2 separate regions of the Homo sapiens genome follow, and region 1 is linked to region 2. The links are chromatin contacts, found by Hi-C or POLR2A ChIA-PET in ENCODE. All regions are on one chromosome and are shown on one strand. Each heading gives the region's core, a stretch centred on a gene start or an enhancer-like site at or near the end of the contact. The rest is flanking DNA. Distances are from core to core; before and after follow the strand shown. Region 1 overlaps CORO1C (coronin 1C). Region 2 holds the start of ACACB (acetyl-CoA carboxylase beta).

Region 1 (3,177 bases), core at 302-2,801, 430 kb before region 2:
TAAGGGCTCCATTCACACTGTGCAGAGTTCAAAGGAGTCAAAAGCGTATCTATTGAAGTGGGTTTTCCATTTTTTTCAACTTCCTTTTTCTTATGACAGTATTATTTATGTGGATACATGTTTTGTTTGAATTTCTTAAGCCCCTGCTGCTCCACGGGGAGGAGCTAGAGTGATTGTGGTCATGGGACAAGGGGACAGCGGCATGGAAAACAGAGACTCAGCAGCAGACCAAAAAGACGGGTGCACACAATATATGACTTGTGCACAGGCTGGTCCCTGAGAGTGACAGCTCATGGCCCAGGAATAAAACATTCTGAGGAGGCTTTACTTTAAGGGAACCAGAAATACCATCCTTGAGGTAAAAGGAGGTGCTCTGGAATAAACCCTACAGATTGAGTTACCCTGTAAGGTAAGGTAAGCTAGAAACAAAAGCTGCTGGGGAGAGGGAGTATGGGCCTACAGAGACTTCACCTGCCTGTGAGTAAAAAACAGCAGTCTTTTTGGACAGAAGTGAAAATGCCAAGCAAATAATTTTTGCATCACAGATCCTCTCTAAAAACTGGGTTTAATACTGAATAGACCATATTTTAAAATCAATTAAGAACTTGAGGGAAGTTATTGTAAAACTACAAACATTTTATTATCAGAAAGCAAAAACACGGAAAAGTTAACATTTCCTTACTCAACCTTGCCCAAATATGCGATAGCAACCAGAGTAGCTGTATTTCCTAACTTCCTGACTTAAAGAATTTATAAAGTGAAAACCTAATGCTTTCTGCTCATTATTGCAGACAAGTAATTCCATATGATGCTTCTGGGCTGAGAACAAATAAAAACTTGGAACCCAAGATGAGGTAGAATCTAGTTAAAATAAAATTGAGCTAGAAAGCAAAAGCTGAAAAGCAGAAGAACTACAGATGTAAATGCAATATGGAAAATTAAAGCATTCAATATCAAATCAGAAAATAGAGAAACTGGTTGTCTAAGCCCTCGTAGTAAGCAAATGACATTGGAGATTGATCTACTGAAACCCTCTGTGAACGCTGAAGAGCTCCAGGGCTAACCCTTCCCATTGCAGCTCTGCATTGGTTTAATCCACAGGTCTCAGAATGAAAATCCACCCTCCTTGGATGGTGGAGATGATAAATAGAAAAATATTACAACTTTTTTTGGGGGGTGGGAGGGGCTAATGCCTTGGGCTCCATGGCTGAGTCAGTTCCACACAAGCAAGAGGACTGCAGTATAGACTCAATTCAGTCAGCCAGAAATGAAACCCAAGTCACCGTTCCTCCAAGAAAGCAGACATGTGTCCCATCACATGCCCTCTCAGCTCATTCTTCCCCAGACTCAACTCAGGTCCCACCCCTAATGGGCGAAGATATTCAACTTGGCAGGAGCAGATGATTTGCTACATGTGGTTATAAGGTGGCTTCTGGGCAAAACCGTGACTCCAGAAATGTGTTCATGACACCTTGAGTTTATTTCAGAGTAATGTGTGTTCAGATACCTTTCTTTACCGGAGATACAGCAGCTTTCCCAGACTGGGGTTACCATGTTTACACACTGAGGGCTTCTGCTGGCAGCAATTGTCAGCCTGCTTAGCACAGACTGGCACGCTCCACAAACCCAGTAAAGAGTTAAACGTTCTTTGCACTTGACTCAGTGGCTTCTCTTCACCACACACTCCCAGATCCCACCATTCTCTGAGCCACCCGTGCAGCCAATCAAAGCAAAGGAAGGAAATTATCCTGGCCGGCTGACAGCCACAGCGCTCTGATGGCCATATATGGTAAAAACCACTGTCAGAGCCCTGTCAGGCCTGCGGGCCGGCTGCTGTGGACATATCAGTGAACTGCAGCAGCAGGAGAAGCTGGCCAAGGAAACGCACAAAGGCTGCCTGCTCATCTCCAGGGGAGGGGGTGGGGTGGAAACCATCATCTGCCAGGGCACACATTCAGTGAGTCACAGCCACTCACTGTCATCAAAAATAGCCCCGGGGTACATTGGGAAGTTCCTTCTGCCAGGACTTTGTGCTCCATTGTTAACTGGGGGTGAGCAGGGTGCCCACCCCACCCCTCCCAGCAAAACTGTGGATAACACAGTCACTAGGAGAAAATGAAAAGGCCCTTCTGTGGCACTTCATGTGGTAATGAGGCCAGGCCGTGCTCGTGTGGCTGGCAGCTCGTGACATAATTTGGAAGTCATTGTTCTGCACCTGGTGCCCTCCCCCTGCATCCTCCACCCCTCCCAGTCCTGTCCCCCAGCTTTTCACGGCCCATACACTTGGCAGTTGAAGGTGCTCCAGGCATCAGACAATCTATTTCAGGAGGCAGTGAATGGGCATCCCACGACATGTCAGGACACTGGCTGGCTCTGAACAAAATCCTCTGCCCCTAACACCAAAGCTACCAAGTGCCAAATGTCCACATCTGTACAAAGGGCTACCGGCACTGCCACTGTTGTCTAAAACAGAGTACCACAATGTGTAGAAATGGAAATTGCCTGTCAGCAATGCACAGTAAGGCAGACATGCAGCCAATGCAAATCCAGCAGGTGCTGGCAAAGACTGTGGATCACACAGAAAAGCACTGTCAGGAGACTGCCATTCCCTCTCAAGTAGCCCATGAAAGAAGGCACTTATCAGCACGGCGCCTGGCACTTAAAGGAAGCCCTCAACAAATGTGAACTGCTGCGATTTCATCACTGTCACTGTGTCCTCACAAGGCATGGTATAGACCAAGTACTTTCCAAACCTAAGACAATTCTCTGAGCTGACAGAATGAAAGCCCTGTCAAGTTACTGTTTTTGTTATTAAACTCTCTAATCCCAGAGAAAGAATGCAAAGGATTCAGTGTCCATTAGACCACAGCTTTTTTTTTTTTTTTTTTTTTGAGACAGAGTCTTGCTCTGTCGCCCAGGCTGGAGTGCAATGGTGCTATCTCAGCTCACTGCAACCTCTGCCTCCTGTGTTCAAGCCATTCTCCTGTCTCAGCCTCCCGATTAGCTGCGATAACAGGCGTGTGCCACCATGCCCAGCTAATTTTTGTATTTTTAGTAGAGACAGGGTTTCACCATGTTGGCCAGGCTGGTCTCAAACTGCTGACCTCAGGTGATCCACCTGCCTCGGCCTCCCAAAGCGCTGGAATTACAAGCTTGAGCCACCGCGCCCGGCTAAAC
Region 2 (3,101 bases), core at 322-2,821:
ATACCTGTGTCTTAAAGAGATAGTGTCTAGGGAGAACTGAATCACTGCAGAGTTCTTCACCTGTATGTGTGGGTATGTCTAGTCTTTTTGCAAGTAATGAATTTCATTAGAAAGATATTAAGTGCTTGTCATGAGCAAGCCCCTGTGCCAGAAACTCAATATAAATCATTTCATTTTCTCACCCATATGGTGAAGTAGTTGATGAGGACACTGAAGCTCAGCCATTTGCTCAAAGTCATGGCTAATGGAGGGAGGATTCAAACCCACATCAGCTTGATTTCAAAGCCTAATAGTCCTGCCACTGTCAACACCCTGCCTAGATCATGATTATTTGGAATCACTGGGAAAGAATTTTTTTTTCATGAAGTTAGAAGCCTAAGAATTTTTTTCAATGGAATTTTATAAAAATGTCCTTGAATCACAGATGGCTCTCCCTGGAAACATAGGTTTGTTTGAGAGTCACCTCTTTTATTGTCTTAATAAATAGACTAAGAGCCATCACAAGGGCTACTGTGGCTAGAGAACATATGACTCGGGCCGGGCATTGTGCAGGCATTTGACCTGCATTCCTTCACCCCGGTTCCTGTAACATGTACCTGGTGCTGTGGGGTTACAGCTGATAATGCTGAGGTTTCCAGAGCACATGCTTCCAAGTCCAGTGGAGAAAATCCCAAGAAGTCCAATATTCAATGACTGTTCCTTATTGCAAAATAAGCCCAGAAACAAAGTAGCTGTGAACAGGCTGCACCAGCCCCAGCAGCAATTTCCATTTAAACCATTTTGCACAGATCCCGTGCTCAGCGCTCTCGCCAGTTTCTCCACTTGCTGTTTAGTAAGGCCATCATTGTTGGCAGGAAGTGGGTTCCACCTTCCCTGTTGCCTGAGCACAATGTGCTCCTATGTGGTCTCCACTTTCCTGCTGCCTAGTTGGCTGGGCTTCTCCAGCTGGGCCTTGGAGGCGACCTTTGTCCCACATGCCAGCCCTCCCCACGTTGCAGAACACTATGTAACTGCAGCGTGTGCTGAATTTCCTCTTCTGTGCTCAACCCTAGCAAGAGCCAGTCAACCCTGAATGAGAATGTGGCAATGGAGCTGTTTTTTTCTTTTATCCCCAAGTCACAAGAAATTGGAAACATTCCATTAAGTGGCGTGATTTGAGAGGGTTTCGCCAAATCTTTTCAGGGGAGAGAAGCCAGGTGACCTGATAGCGATCACCTTCCCATTCACGGTTTTCAATGGGGGCTTGTTTCTCAAATGACCAACACCTGTAGGCAGTTAATTTTCAGCATGTCACAGGAGGGCCCAGATGACTTTCTGCCTACTGCTTACGACAACATGGACTTTAGATGCCTCATGGCTTCAACAGCTAAGAATTATGAAATAAAGCGAGTTATGGGATTAAAAGGCAGATAGCAGAACTCTCCCAGGAGTAGCCAGGGCTGCACAAGTGGTTTGACGTGGGATCTTTCTCATCTTTGCCCCGGGTTGTTGCTGCTTTGAAGGTTAAGTGCTCCAGGGATATTTTTAAACAGCAGGGGCTGATTAATCTAAAAGTGACATTTGCAGTCCCCAGAGTAAGCAGCTAGCAGGCTTAGATTCAGGCCCTCAGCAAACAAGGAACCTGGAAAATGTAACCCTGAATGCACGGTGGGGAGGACATGGCAAGAGAAAAGCGGCAGGAATAAAGTGGTAAGTCAGCTCGCCCCTCCCCGGGGTCCGGACCATTCTGCCAACGTCCAGGTAAATTCGAACCCAATGTATAGTGAGAGCAGACCCTGTCTGAAGGCATGCACTTGGGGTCCCCGGGGAAAAACGACTCCCGTCATGTTTGAAGGAAGCTAATCAGAAGAGCTCGAAATGTAACGCAGATGAAAGAGAAGGGCCTTTCTTTGCTTCTATAAATGGTGGTGTGGATCCCTGGACATGCTCCCATATAAGTTCCACAACGTTTTATAAACAATTCTGTTTTTTGCCTCCAAAGCTACTGTCTTAAGGAATAGTATTCTGTTTCTGTTTCCTCAAATGGTTGTTCTTTTTTTTTTTTTTTTTTTTTTTAAAGCAGACTAAGGCTGGGCACGGTGGCTCATGCCACCCAGCACCTTGGGAGGCAGAGGCAGGTGGATCACTTGAGGTCAGGAGTTCGAGACCAGCCTGGCCAACATGGCGAAACCCCATCTGTACTAAACACATAAAAATTAGCCAGATGTGGTGATGGGCACCTGTAATCCCAGCTACTTGGGAGGCTGAGGCAGGAGAATCGCTTGAACCCAGGAGGTGGGGGTTGCAGTGAGCTAAAATTGCGCCACTGCATTCCAGCCTGACTGACAGAGCAAGACTCTGTCTCAAAAAAAAAAAAAAAGAAAAGAAAAAGAAAAAAAGGAGACTAAGAGTAAAGCGTTTGTAGTGGTCCTATATCCTATATTTCTAGGAAGACATGACTTTCTTTCAATGTTGAAAAAATGCATTCCAAAATAATATGCAAGTTAAAAAGTCACTCAGCACCGTGCAAAAGTCTCCTTGCTGTTATTCCTGTCTAACCCTCCTCCTCCAGGTAGCCACTGTGCACATTTTGGTATAAACCCCCCAGACCTTTTATTCTGTACACTCACACTGTACACAACTCTCTCCCTCATGTCTATTGTGATTACTTTTATTTTTTAATATCAATGGGCATCCATATAGGTTGGGTGACCAACCATCCCACTTTGCCCAGGACCGGGGAATTCCCGGGACATGGGACTTGCAATTTAAAAACTGAAAGGTGAAGATATTATTATTATCATTATTATTTGAGATGGAGTGCTCACTGCAAGCTCCGCCTCCTGGGTTCACGCCATTCTCCTGCCTCAGCCTCCCAAGTAGCTGGGACTACAGGCACCCACTACCACGCCCGGCTAATTTTTTTTGTATTTTTAGTAGAGACAGGGTTTCACTGTGTTAGCCAGGATGGTCTCGATCTCCTGACCTCAAGTGATCCGCCCGCCTCGGCCTCCCAGAGTGCTGGGATTACAGGCATGAGCCACCGCGCCTGGCCAAAGATATCATTTTATAAATTGCATGTTTCTGCTAATAGTGACATGGAGTTCTTTACAAGATTTCTT

What was found. A loop is a pair of places that touch in the nucleus more often than their neighbours do. ChIA-PET counts read pairs that join two places held with the same protein, here RNA polymerase II (POLR2A). Pooled maps may share reads with other maps.
Region 1: a map of gastrocnemius medialis shows a loop between it and region 2 (4-fold over the local background). The contact joins the enhancer-like site here to the promoter of ACACB in region 2. A Hi-C loop is called at or near these places in 1 of 168 maps with a recorded cell type or tissue (gastrocnemius medialis) and 2 of 50 pooled maps. POLR2A ChIA-PET finds 5 or more read pairs at or near these places in 3 of 52 experiments (HEK293, HepG2 and activated T-cell).

What each region holds. Positions count from the first base shown.
Region 1 is chr12:108,689,925-108,693,101 of GRCh38, forward strand. The region is part of intron 2 of CORO1C (coronin 1C); the gene reads right to left. Among named protein-coding and RNA genes, the nearest start is that of CORO1C, 40 kb to the right of the region's middle. RefSeq lists enhancers at 1,479-1,758, 1,549-2,230, 1,709-2,003, 2,231-2,912. Within about 2 kb of position 1,552, at least 41 of the 41 ENCODE cell types and tissues checked have a DNase peak (open chromatin) inside an H3K27ac peak, as active enhancers do; they include gastrocnemius medialis, where a contact is called at or near this core.
Region 2 is chr12:109,115,016-109,118,116 of GRCh38, forward strand. It overlaps ACACB (acetyl-CoA carboxylase beta), which reads left to right and starts at 1,572. Exons shown (of 53, transcript NM_001093.4): 1 at 1,572-1,689.